Regions from separate parts of the Homo sapiens genome. Here region 2 is linked to region 1. The links are chromatin loops, found by intact Hi-C in ENCODE. Cell type or tissue: B cell. All regions are shown on one strand. Links, peaks and the distances in the headings refer to the core of each region. The heading gives the core; the rest is flanking DNA.

Region 1 (6,416 bases), core at 947-5,946:
TTGGGAGGCCAAGGCGGGCGGATCACGAGGTCAAGAGATCAAGACCATCCTGGCCAACATGGTGAACCCCGTCTCTACTAAAAATACAAAAAATTAGCCAGGTGTGGTGGCGCACACCTGTAGTCCCAGCTACTCAGGAGGCTGAGGCAGGAGAATCACCTGAACCTGGGAGGCAGAGGTTGCAGTGAGCCGAGATTGTGCCACTGCACTCCAGTGTGGTGACAGAGCAAGACTCCATCTCAAAAAAAAAAAAGAAACGCTGTTTGTATATGAATATATTGTCCAGTTATTGGTGGTTCAGGCAGGAGGGTAAATCCAGTTCTTCTCACTCAATCTTGGCTGGAATTGTTTGTGCATTTTATGCAACTTAACCAGAAAGTCACCCATTTGCACCGATTTTCCTCACCATTTTGATTTTTCTTTCTATGGATAAAGTTACAGTGCACAGAAAGCCATGAGGAGCCGTTAAAGAGCTCGTGGCATTCTTCCAAGACGTAAGATACTATTTACCCTGTTCTACCGATGATATCACTGCAACCTCGGGAGATGGAGCGGCTGGTTCAGGGTGACACTGCTGGGAAGGGAGAGGGTAGAGCCGCGAGTCACTGTGGTGCCTTCTCACTAGAACGAGCTTCCTCTCTAAACAAAGAGCTTTTGAAAAAGAATATTCATATTAGCGTTTTCATTTTCTATTTGCCAAAATTCTCTATCTTAGCAAGGCACTTGTCAGGAAATTTTTTTTTATATCTCTGCAGAACAAAAGTTCCTTGGTTCCTCTCTTTTTTGGAGAACACGCTTTCAGGAGAGGAGCCGTGTGATCATTTGCCAGAGAAGGATAGGCTGGTGGGTGCTGAGACCAGAATCTTTATAGCAGAAACTTGTGAAGCGTTCCAGCTGAAAGTCCAATCTCTAAAGTAAGATCTTTGCTAAATGGACATTGATGGGACTAAAAATAAGCTGAGGGCTGAATGGAGGCTTTAACAAATGTACATTTAAACTCTCAGTTTAGTCTCATCAGCCATCACAGGAAAGGCAGTGGCAAGAATGTTTGCCGAAGTGTCATCTTTTATCAAAGGGGATAATTTTAGAGTGGTTGTAATCGTGCTTATTGTGGGCCTCCGCATTGCTTCATATGGAATTAGGCAACATGTTCATTTGAAAAAAAAATTAAAAACTGGATTAGGAAGAAATATTTTACTGTCAAAAATCAGATCACTGTTGTTGATTGATCTAAGGATTCCTGTTAAATTCTTAACTCGGATTTATTTATTTATTTATTTATTTTCTCTCTCTCTCTCTCTTTCTCTGTTTCTCTTTCTCTCCTGCCTTCCTTCCTTCCCTCCCTCCCTCCTTCCTTCTTCCCTTCCTTTCCTTTCCTTTCCTTTTCTCTTCCCCTCCCCTCTTCTCTTCTCTAATCTTCTCTTTTCTTTTCTCTTTTCTTTTCTTTTCTTTTGTTTTCTTTTCTTTTCTTTTCAGGGTCTTGCTCTTTCACCCAGGCTGGCATGCAGTGGTCCAGTCGTAGCTCACTGCAGCCCCAACCTCCTGGGCTCAAGCAATCCTTTTGCCTCAGCCTCATGAGAGTTGGGTCTACAGAAGCTCCACCATGTGTGGCTAATTTTTAAAAAATTTTTGTAAAGACAGGGTCTCGCTGTGTTACCCAGGCTAGTCTTGAACTTCTGGCCTCAAGCGATCCTTTCACCTCGGCTTTTTAAAGTGCTGATATTACAGGCATGAGCCACCATGACTCACCTTTAAATCTTTCCTTTGTAATAAAATGTGGCTGGGTGGTCACAGGCCTGGAGTCTAGGGGGCATTACTTGCCATTTTTGTTAAGTTACCATCTTTAGGTGTTCATTTAAGTTTTAATGTTGTATGGCTTGACCTGGCACTTAGGTCTGCACTTTGGCAGGCACAAGAAAATTGTAAATACCTTCTTTTTTTTTTTTTTTTTTTTTTTTTTGAGACAGAGTCTTGCTTTGTCGCCCAGGCTGGAGTGCAGTGGCGTGATCTTGGCTCACTGCAAGCTCCGCCTTCTGGGTTCACACCATTCTCCAGCCTCAGCCTCTCAAGTAGCTGGGACTACAGGCACCCGCCACCATGCCTGGCTAATGTTTTTTTTTTTTTGTATTTTTAGTAGAGACGGGCTTTCACCGTGTTAGCCAGGTTGGTCTGGATCTCCTGACCTCGTGATCCGCCAGCCTCCGCCTCCCAAAGTGCTGAGATTGCAGGCGTAATTAAATGCCTTCTTGAGGACTTTTATACCTTCCTCTTGAAGACATAAATCCAGAGCTTACTGGTGGTTGTCTGAAAAAGATCACATCTTGTAATAGGAGTCATACATAAATATTTCTGAGATCTCCCTCATACTTAACCACCGTGCCTGGAAAATGCAGACAACTGTATTCAGTAAATGGTATTTGAATATAAGTAAATCAAAAGTGTCGTTTCCATAGATTCTGTAGATGTTACCACTTAGAATAATTACCTGTCTAACCCTTAACAAATTCTACCGTATATTCTCAGACTTTGCAAACACGGGATTCCAAAACAATGTGGATTGTTTTCAGTTTCTTTGAAGCTCAGATTTAAATCATACTTTTACTCAGTTTTTAAACCTAAACGTGGAAGTGTTATGAGATGTTGTTTTTGTGCAGCTAGAATTCCTTGTTCTACTAATGAATTTCATTTCCTGAGTCCCTGTGTCTGAGTATACTGTATGTTTCAAATTTCTGATTTAGTTATGTACCTATAGGCAAATACACTGAATGGTCAACCTAAAAATGCATTGTTTGACTCATATTTAGAGTCATACATATATAGGCACATGTATTTAAAATAAATACTTTAGGCTAGATGTGGTGGCTCACAGCTGTAATCCCAGCATTTTGGGAGGCTGAGGTGGGAGGATCCCTTGAGCCCAGGAATTTGAGACCACCCTAGGCAACATAGAAAGGCCCTATCTCTACAAAAAAAAAAAAAAAAAAAGATTTTTTTAATTAGCCAGGCATGATGGTGCGCGCCTGTAGTCGCAGCTACTCTGGAGGCTGAGGTGTGAGTGTGAACCAGGAAGTCAAGGCTGCAGTGAGCTGTGATGGTGCCACTGCACTCCAGCCTGGATGACAAAGCAAGACGCTGTTCCAAAATTAAAAGTTAAAAAATGAGATAAATACTTGAAATATTACAATTATTAAAATAGTTGTTTTCCCCATGGGAAAAAAAAGTTGAGCAGAGCTGTGTCTTTGCACTCAGAAAAAACTCTTACTCTGTTGAAGGCTAGTGACTCTTCTAAACACCAACCCCTTCACCTTTTTACTTTCCTTAGACTTTCTTTGGAAAATCAAGGAGTTAGCACTTTTTCCCCCTGGAAGAATTAAATGCCTCTCCAGAACTGCAGCACAGGAGGTTAACTTCTACCACCTTTGGAGGCCTGCAAGCTACCAGATTAAATACTTAAAGCTAAGCATTCATCATTTCTTAACCTGCCCTCTACAGTCATGCACTTCCTGCTTTTTACTTTGTCAGGGCTCGTACTCAAACTATTCATAGCTTCATGAAACAGGAACTAAATGCTGTCTGAGCCTTTCCCCTTGTAACTCTCAGCGTTCTGCTTATCCTTCATAGACAGAAGATGATGATATGTCCTGACTGTTGAAGAGAAATTAGACTTAATGTGATCCTGTACAGTTAAACCAAAGGCCAGATAGGGATTTTTTATTTCAATCAACTTTCTATTGTAGGCCTAGGTTTGGAAAACCTTAGCACCCCCTAATTTGTAAGACTTGAACTGTTTTAAAGATAAGGGATACACAGCCAAAGCTTTCTTTGTAATTCTGAGATTTTTGGTGTTTTTACAGATACTTAGTCTAAATCTTTCATCAGACAGTTATCATGATTATTATTCTGACTTCAACAACTGCATTTTCTAAAGGGAAGTGAGAATTAGGAAACATTTTCCTGTACATCTGTTTATCTATCCCAGTTGTGTTGTTTGGATTTTTTCAGTGTCTTAACGATTGAAACCATCTTATCCATACTGAAATTCATTTCATGCTTCTATCTGCTGCTTCACATTCAGGCTATCAGTTTAATTGAGCAAAAAAAAAATGTTGGCAGTTTCTATAGCATCGGCATCCTTCTTTGGTTTCTCATTTTTGAATGGTTCAGCCACATGTTAAATTTTGCTGAGATCTCTGGAAACTTCTTCACATAATTCTTTGATAGAACATGAATTCTGTGAGACTCTTCATTAAAGAGCACGGTTTCATCACTAAGTTGAGATTTTGCTCAAGGCTATTTGGTAAATTCCAGCAGAAGAGCAATAAATGTTCAACAAGAAACAGCCGTCATTGGAGATAACAAGGGTAGACATTAATGGGAGGTTTGTCACAGGTAAACAGGTGATGGCATGAGAAGGTTTAAACCACCTCATAAATAAATTTTTCGCCACTATATGATGTGGATTACAACTAAACCAAACTTTAACCAATGTGGGTGTTGGTGTACCTTTCTTTTCTAAAGCAAAAAAGAAATTGTGGTACTAAACTTGAGCTTTTATATGATACCGCTAATTGCCCTTCACCCAACAAACCAATTATTTCTACCCATCACTTTTCGTTGCAAAAGAAATTATCTTATAAAATATATGTATATAGCATATATCTCCAAAGCAAATATGGGACATCTGTACCTCAATGTAACTGATAGTAAGTTAAAAATTATTTGCTGAGTTCTTGGTATGTGGACAGATGAATATTATAATGTTTAAGGCATTCCACCAGCAGGTTTTGAATTTAACCAAAATTTTATGAAGCTAATCAGAATGGAATTAAAAGTTGAAAGACTGCCAGGCCAAAAAGATCATCTTTCAGAAAAGTAAATAATTGCTCTATACTTACATATTTATTATTTATTTGTTCACCATCCGTTTATTTTTAGTTGAGTTCTGTATACATTGGTGAGCAAAGGGGGACTCATTAGCTTGGGCACTCCTAAGGGCAAACCCAATAACAGATAGTGAATGGGAAGGAAAATGAGAGAATTAGCATTTAGTGAACAAAATCTTATAAACTATGCTGAATGGTATACATGCTCTTTCAGTAAAGCCACTCAGTACTATTACTTCCCTACCTTCTGAATGTTTACCAAGTTCGATAAAATCTTGCTACATACAAATGGGAAGTATGTAACAAGAGATACTAGTGGTTTCTGGGTTTAATTAAGTTACATAGAACATTAAGAAGTATGTTGGGAAGGCATTAGCTTAAAAGCTGTCTTTTGCCACTGAGGCCATATTCATCACCCAGATTCCCTCCACAGTGGAGCACTGCTCAGTCACTGCCTTCAGAATGCAAATAGGTCTTCACAGGATGCTATTAAAACCCATAGCACCGTATGGTTTTACGCTCTGCTTTCTTCCAGCAAACCTACGTATTTTAATGTTAATATATATGTTCATTTTATCTTTGAGAATGAAAATGTATTATGAAAATATAAATATTTAGTTTTTGTAGACAAATAGCACATTTAAAGATCCAGTAGTTATTCACCTGCCTGGTATGACTGATAGAGAACAGATGGGTAGCAAAGAATCCTCACCCTGGAAACATGTACGCATACACACGCAAACACAATCTCGCATAAGCTTTAAGGGGTTCATTCATTTTGTGAAGGTTGACCATGGATACCAGTTTAAAGATGCCAGGTGATGTTTGGCTTTTAAGTATCATCACCTTGAGTTTCCTTATATAAATGTTTTAATATCAACAAAAAACTCAGAATTTCTAATAGGTCATAACACTGCCTAGGTATGGGAAGAGGAGAGGGTAAAATTAAAAGAAATGCAAATGTACTTTTCTTTGAATAGGCTAACCAGTTAGAGGATGTATGAAGCAGGACCACCATAGTCCAAGTATGAATATGCAAAATTAAAGCAGATTGCTGTAAATCTCTCTTAAAAAGTCAAGAATATGTCACAGTTGGCATTTTTCGGATGATCAGACCGTTTGACAAATCTCTGCAAGGGTCCGAGTTAGTCGAACATATCTTTTGCTTATGATTTCAGCAACACTGTGCGCTTTGCCTTCTGGGTTGTATTACTAATTCTGTTCATCATTAAGTGTACACATGTTTCACTGTTTGACTAAACAAAGCTTGAAGACATACAAGTCCAAACATTTTCTGTCCTTTCTGTATTCCCAGGTCAGAAGATCTTAGCTCTTTATCCATTCTGTGCTAGAGTTTGTCTGAAAGCATGAATCATGGGGTTGTGTTGGGTGCTAAATTTCAGTTCTATATGCTGCCTTCACTAATTTATGACTGTGGTCTGAACAACCAAAATAAATTATTTCTGAGAACTAGCAAAATACCCTGGAAAAAATTTATGAAACCTACCAGATTTGTAAAAAGGTCAGCCAGGC
Region 2 (6,416 bases), core at 735-5,734, 64 kb after region 1:
ACGTAACTATTGATGTATGTGCTCACCACCACTTCAAGGTACGCGTTTGCCCTCGTGCATGTGGTCTGTTGTGTTCTTAACTGCAGTTGAAGCACTATTGGGTCCCTCATCATCAGGAAATTCTCACAAAGTACAATGACCTTTCAACTAACTGCATTTTACAAGGAGTAATACAGTTACTCATTACAGGTTGCTGCAAATAGGAAAAAAAATGAAGTATAGAAAAACCAAACCTCATTGTCGAAATGTATTTGGGAGTTGCAGAAGGAAGTGAACTATGTCTTCCTCTAATGCACTAGTGAAATACTAGAGAATAGTCACTCTCGCATCAGTAGTTACTATGGAATATTTAATCATAGGATATTTAATCAGTGCAGTTCTGTAGTATCTGGTAGGGTCTCAAACAGGCTTTAAAGGTTACTTATTTGTTCCTCACCATAATTAGAAGATGCAGATGTTAACATTTCTGTTTCCATATGGAGAAACAGCCACAGAAGTGGCGCATCCCAAGGCCACAGACATTGTAAATGTTGGGCCCAGGCCTGGGATTAGATGCCTCACCCTCCTTTTGACTCCACCATGCTGCCAGTCTCTACATGAGAAAGGACCAAATTTTTATTTCATCCAAATATCCTAGTGCTCCCGGAAATATTTTCTTATATTTTGGAGACTTGGCTTACTGCCACTTTTTTTCTCCCTCACTGTTTCTATTAACATGTGGCATCCAAAATCGATTTGGACTGAGAATCCCACCTTTGAATGCCTGGCCTGTGTGCATCAGTAAGCTGGATGGTTTTGCTGAAATTGTTAGAAGCCATTTCATCGAGCACACCGTGTCTCCTTCAGCACCTGTGCTCACTTTGTCTTACCTTTTTCCCTTTACACTTGCCACCTTACCAAAGCAGCTTCCCCCTGCACCTACCTCCGTGGCTTCATTTACCCTATGACCATTATTAATCCTAAAAACTTCACTTTTGTCCCCATTCCTTGTTTCTTCAAACGCCAGCGTAAAACAAGGAAGTATTTTCTGAGCATCAGAAGTGCTTTGGAAAGGTCAGATGATGGTGAGGAATATCATGCTGTCCACACTGCTTTCTTTGGGTCGGACCCAGAACACATAAAAAGGGAAAATTGTGAACAATGGCAAATATAAAATGAAATATCCTCATTTCACACGTTTCAGCTGTATGTCATCTGTCAAATGGAAGCCAGCCTTTTTGAAAAAGTGAGAAAAAGACTGCGGTTTCCCTCTTCTGCCCTCATACTAAGGACAAATTTGATTCACTCACTAAATGGCAGATTATATAGTAAAACTTTGCTCTCCTGATAAATTCATATTTGCACTTCCCCTGGAAATTTAACAGAGTCCTTTTGTAGTTAATTAACTGTAAAATAAGATAAGATTGGGCAGTTGTAAAAGGAAGTATCTTTAAGGTTTTCTGCTAGGCTGGGAATATTTTATTTCTAATCAAAAGCCAAGAAACTATCTCTAAACTAGCTCAGAGGGAAATCCACCCTCCCCACCCCTCTTCTTTGATGTTGCTGCGTATCCTGGTGAGGGCTTTTATTAGAAAACTAAGGAGCAGGACTGGCACATCAATAGCGATAAGCCATTTAAAGTGGTGCCCCTCCTGGTCCTCGATGCTCGGGATTAACTCACTGTGGTTCTTTTCTGGCTGCTCCTTTTTTGTAACTTGTTTATTGCATATGCTTTTTTCCCTGCTCGACTATGTTTGGGAGCCACGACTTACCATCTTGATTTGTCTTGTTTGCTTTCTGTGTCCCTTGCTTCCTGTGCCCAGTTGAGCCTGTTGATGCCCGCCCTGCTGCCGACCGAGGACTGACCACTCGACCAGGTATCAGAACCGCTTGACTTGTGCCTCTCCGCATCTTGGGCCTAAGCTCGAGCAGACGTTGTCTCCTTTCTGCATTTTAAGCCTCTCTCAATTGTACTTACTGCAGAGTAGAATTTGAAGTGACCTTAGAAACCAAACTTTTAAAAATTCCCCTTGACTATTCCTTACTCTTCATTTCCCAAGTTCCGAGTGAAATGATTTTTTTTGTTTCTGAGCTTTCCCTTTGAAACCTAAAAGAGAGCCCTTCCAAATTTGGGTTTTTTTTTTTCTTTTTTCTTTAAAACAAACAAAACAAAACAAAAACAGAGACGATTATATACAGCCTGTCCTTAAAAACAGAAGCCCAGATAGATGTAGACTCTCAGGTGATGACTTGGATACCAGTGTGAACATCTCTCCTTTCTTGTTTGGTGTCCAGATGGGTAATTTTCTAACTGAACTGGGCTCAAACTTCAATCAGTTACTGAAGTAGACATGATTTCCTGAAAATACCAGAATTGGTTTCTTTCCAGAGCCCAAAATACATCTTCTGTTTTGTGGGTTGTATGTACTTATTCTCAATGAGTGGCTAAAGTAACACAACAGATGTGGATGCATAATTTTGCACATAAGCCCTTTTTTTATGTATTACTTAAAAATCCCATTAACACTGAAATAGACACTTCTTTTTTTACAGTTTCACAAACATTAAGAAGAAACACATTTTTATTTTATGAATAATGTCATAGCACAGCAGAAGCATATATGTGCCTGGTGTCTACTCTATGAACAACCTCACCCAACTGATAGTAGCCAGTGCTTTCAGTGAATCAAAAAGAGGAAGAAAGTTATTGAATTGACAAATTTGTGTATTCCAGGGAGATTTTAATCCCAAATAACACATACTTTTCCATATTTATTTTCTTCTTTATCCTCATAATGTCCCCAGGCGATAGTCAAAGAACAGGGAATTAACTTTCTTTGAAGATATTAATACACAGAGGTCAACCTTTGCTGCCTGGTTCAGATACAGTCAGCAGCAGACCAGGAGACCCACCCTGTCCCTCACACTTCCACCACAGGCTCGAGCCATGACTGCCTCCAAGCACGGTCACTGATGAAGACTGAGAGTCTGCCTGTGGCATCTTCATGCCTTTATGCTGTGATTAACAGTGGCAGCAGAGACAGTAGTGTGACACGTCTTGACAGCTGGTCTCGTTGATTTATGAATTTCTGTCTGTAGGCTTTTAAGGGGAACTTAAATTATAGTGAGTCAGAGACAGTTTCAGTTCTTCTAATGTCCTCCTTATTGTCAATGTCATGTAAGGGAATCTCAAGGAGCCAGGAGTTGACATTCCTGTTCTGCTCAGCCAACTTGTAAGGCCTCGGGCTGAGGGTCAGTTCAGTTCTAATTGCAACCACAGCCAGCTCAGGTTGGTCATTTGCCTTGGGACTTTTTTCATGGTGCTTCTCTTTAAAAGACATGCTCTTCATCTACAAGCATAAAATGTAACTTAGAAAGCGCTCATTCGACTCATTCAATTTTATCAAATTTCTACATTGGGCCAGGAGAGCCTATATGTTACTATTGAAACATCCAGGAACAGGTGACACTACCAGTCAATGTTTTTTTCTTTTTTAAAAAAATTGTTTTTTGATTTTTTTTTTTTTTTTTTGAGATGGAGTCTCGCTGTGTCCCCCAGGCTGGAGTGGAGTGGCACGATCTCAACTCACTGCAACCTCTGCCTCGGGGGTTCAAGCAATTCTTGTGCCCCAGCCTCTCAAGTAGCTGGGACTACAGATGCGCCCCACCATGCCCAGCTAATTTTTTTGTATTTTCAGTAGAGACGGGATTTCACCATGTTGGCCAGGCTGGTCTCGAACTACTGACCTCAGGTGATCCACCCACCTCGGCATCCCAAAGTGCTGGGATTACAGGCATAAGCACCATGCCCGGCCTATTCTTTTAAAAAAAATTTTTTTTAATCTAAATCTAACAAAAAGGACACCTCCAAACGCTGTCAAACAAAAACAGTGTGTTTTAAAGGAAGAGCTAGAGAATAGTTAATGGTATTACACTGGTGGGAGAAAACCATCCAAAACCTTTCTCATAACAGTAAGAATATGATGTCACTTGGGGATTTCACAAAGATCAATCCACTAAATTCTTTCTAGGTTTGAAAGAAATTAAACGGTAGGGTCCCTGCTCTCAGGAGCTTGAGGTATAATAGAAGGAATTTTGCATATTTGGAAACATGAGATGGAATTTGGAAGACAAGGAAATACAAAGCAACATTAAGTGCTAACAAGAATGTTCTGTGATGGGAGGAGATGGAGTACTAACCCAGGGGCATGTTAAGTAGAGAACTTACTGGAGATGGGCTTCCAGAGAGGTTATGAAAGATTTGAGGCACCTGGATTGGCAAAGAAGAAGGGAACAATTCTATTCAGAAGAGAGGGTGGCCTAAGCCAAGCTTCCTTTCATACACAGCGTAGGCTTGGGTTGCCCAGTAAGATGGCTAAAGTTGAGAAAGAATGCTCAGATATGAAGTGAGGAAGATTCTAGTTAAGGTTTGTCTATGAATAGCAGTATTTACTGCACATGTATTAAGCCATGCGTGTGTTCTGTTTTTGTGCTTGTAGTAAGTTTATCAAACATTTGGGCTAATTTCCCCGTGTTTTGTAGCATAGCTTTGGTTCTTCTTCACATTTTAGAGACCACCCACTTGAGTCTAATGTGCCGAATTATATCTTTAGCCTTTCCAAACTTAGAAAGCCTTCCCAAGATTGTCATGCCGTTCAAGTGATGGCATTGTTTTTGAATAATCACTGTTGTCCTCAGAAACAAGTTAAAAAAAGGTTTTTGTTTTTCCCCCACCCAGTGCTTTATAATCATGACTGAGGAAAATGGCTTCTCCTTAACTCTCATATCTAAAAAAACAGAATATGGTAGCTTCCAGCATGCAGTGTCAAGTAGGGACCATTGTAATAACAGTGGTGATTTGGGGGCATAGTGGCCATTATAGCTCCTCCTCCTGGCTTACTTCCAAAGAAAAAATAGACTCTGAAGGACTAATTATACAGTTTGACCAGAATAAAAAAGAAAAACACATTAGCGAGCTCTTCACATAGGGTAGAAAGCTACCCTTTCTGTTACAATTCATCACCACCCTTCTGCAGTCCAAATAAAGGGAAACCAGGTCCTTGACCCGAGCCATGCAAGAGGTGTCATGAAGGACATACCTCCCTTAGCCCCCACATGAACAAAAGGCTCTGTCCACTCATCATGACTTACAGGAAGAGAGAGCTGGAGTCACCAGGGCTTAGGGTGAAATCAGCACAACTCAAGAAAGACCTCTAAGTAAGCCTGCAAACCAAGGTCCCTGCCATTTATTTGAAACTACTCATCACATTTTATTACATGCATTATCACCTTATTATGAATATTTCCCTATGTGCCAGCTTACTGATTTTGTCTTTTAGTAAGATTTGCTTAATGTAAAAAGTCTTCCCTAGATGACTATTCATGCTAAACAAACATGAACTATTATAGCAAGAGCTCTTCTGCCAAGAGCTTCTCAAACTATTGAGCTGTAAACATGAATTTATCTGTCATGCTGACTTGATAATATGAATTTTTTTTTTTGGACCACCAAAAGTATTCACAGTATCATTTCAAAAGTAGTGTGGGCTTGTAAAGTTTTTAGTGGAGAGCTCTTGGTTTTGTTTTTTTTTTTTTTTTTTTTTTAAAACAGGATTTGTCTCTGTTTCCAGGCTGGAGAACAGTGGCATGATACCAGCTCACTGCAACCCCCATTTCCTGGGCTAAAGCTATCCTCCCACCTAAGTTTCCCATGCAGCTGGGATTACAGGGATGTGCCACCACACCTGGCTCATTTTTGTATTTTTAGTAGAGACAGAGTTTTGCCATATTGGCTAGGCTGGTCTCGAACTCCTGAGTTCAAACTGTTTGCCCGCCTCAGCCTCCCAAAGGCTGGGATTACAGGCATGAGTCACTGCACCTGGCCGAGAGCTCATTCTTTTTTTTTTTTTTTTTGAGATGGAGTCTCACTCTGTCGCCCAGGCTGGAGTGCAGTGGCACGAATCTCGGCTCACTGCAAGCTCTGCCTCCTGGGTTCACACCATTCTCCTGCCTAAGCCTCTAGTAGCTGGGACTACAGGTGCCTGCCACCACGTCCGGCTAATTTTTTGTATTTTTAGTAGAGACGGGGTTTCACCATGGTCTTGATCTCTTGACCTCGTGATCCTCCCGCCTCGGCCTCCCAAAGTGCTGGGATTACAGGTGTGAGCCACTGTGCCCGGCCAGAGCTCATTCTTTACTTTTATTTTTCAGTATAAATATTTGGCTCCAAAATCTAAAAGGGAAGACTCTTCAAACTGTTCAAGAAAGTTTTCTTAAAAATCTCAGAAATATAGTTCTAACCTATTGTGTTGCTAGATCTTTTATTTATTTATTTATTTTTGGAGACAGAGTCTCATTCTGTCACCCAGGCTGGAGTGCAGTGGCACAATCTCAGCTCACTGCAACCTCCACCTGCCGGGTTCAAGCGATTCTTATGC

What was found. Hi-C counts contacts between places; a loop is a spot of excess contacts. Peaks named below come from ENCODE experiments on the same cell type or tissue, not always from the same donor. Only the 100,000 strongest peaks of a DNase experiment are listed, where the experiment ranks them.
Region 2: a loop joins it to region 1, with 4 times the contacts of the local background. A loop is called at or near these places in 12 of 110 quality-filtered maps.

What each region holds. Positions count from the first base shown.
Region 1 is chr21:25,964,892-25,971,307 of GRCh38, reverse strand. The region is part of intron 11 of APP (amyloid beta precursor protein); the gene reads left to right. Among named protein-coding and RNA genes, the nearest start is that of APP, 200 kb to the left of the region's middle. RefSeq lists an enhancer at 3,219-3,328. In B cell, for the core only: no CTCF peak of the experiment used is centred there; a DNase peak (open chromatin) is centred at 3,547; H3K4me3 peaks cover 1,178 bases; H3K27ac peaks cover 2,802 bases.
Region 2 is chr21:25,900,464-25,906,879 of GRCh38, reverse strand. It overlaps APP (amyloid beta precursor protein), which reads left to right. Exons shown (of 18, transcript NM_000484.4): 15 at 1,803-1,856. Among named protein-coding and RNA genes, the nearest start is that of GABPA, 170 kb to the right of the region's middle. In B cell, for the core only: no CTCF peak of the experiment used is centred there; a DNase peak (open chromatin) is centred at 3,009; H3K27ac peaks cover 598 bases.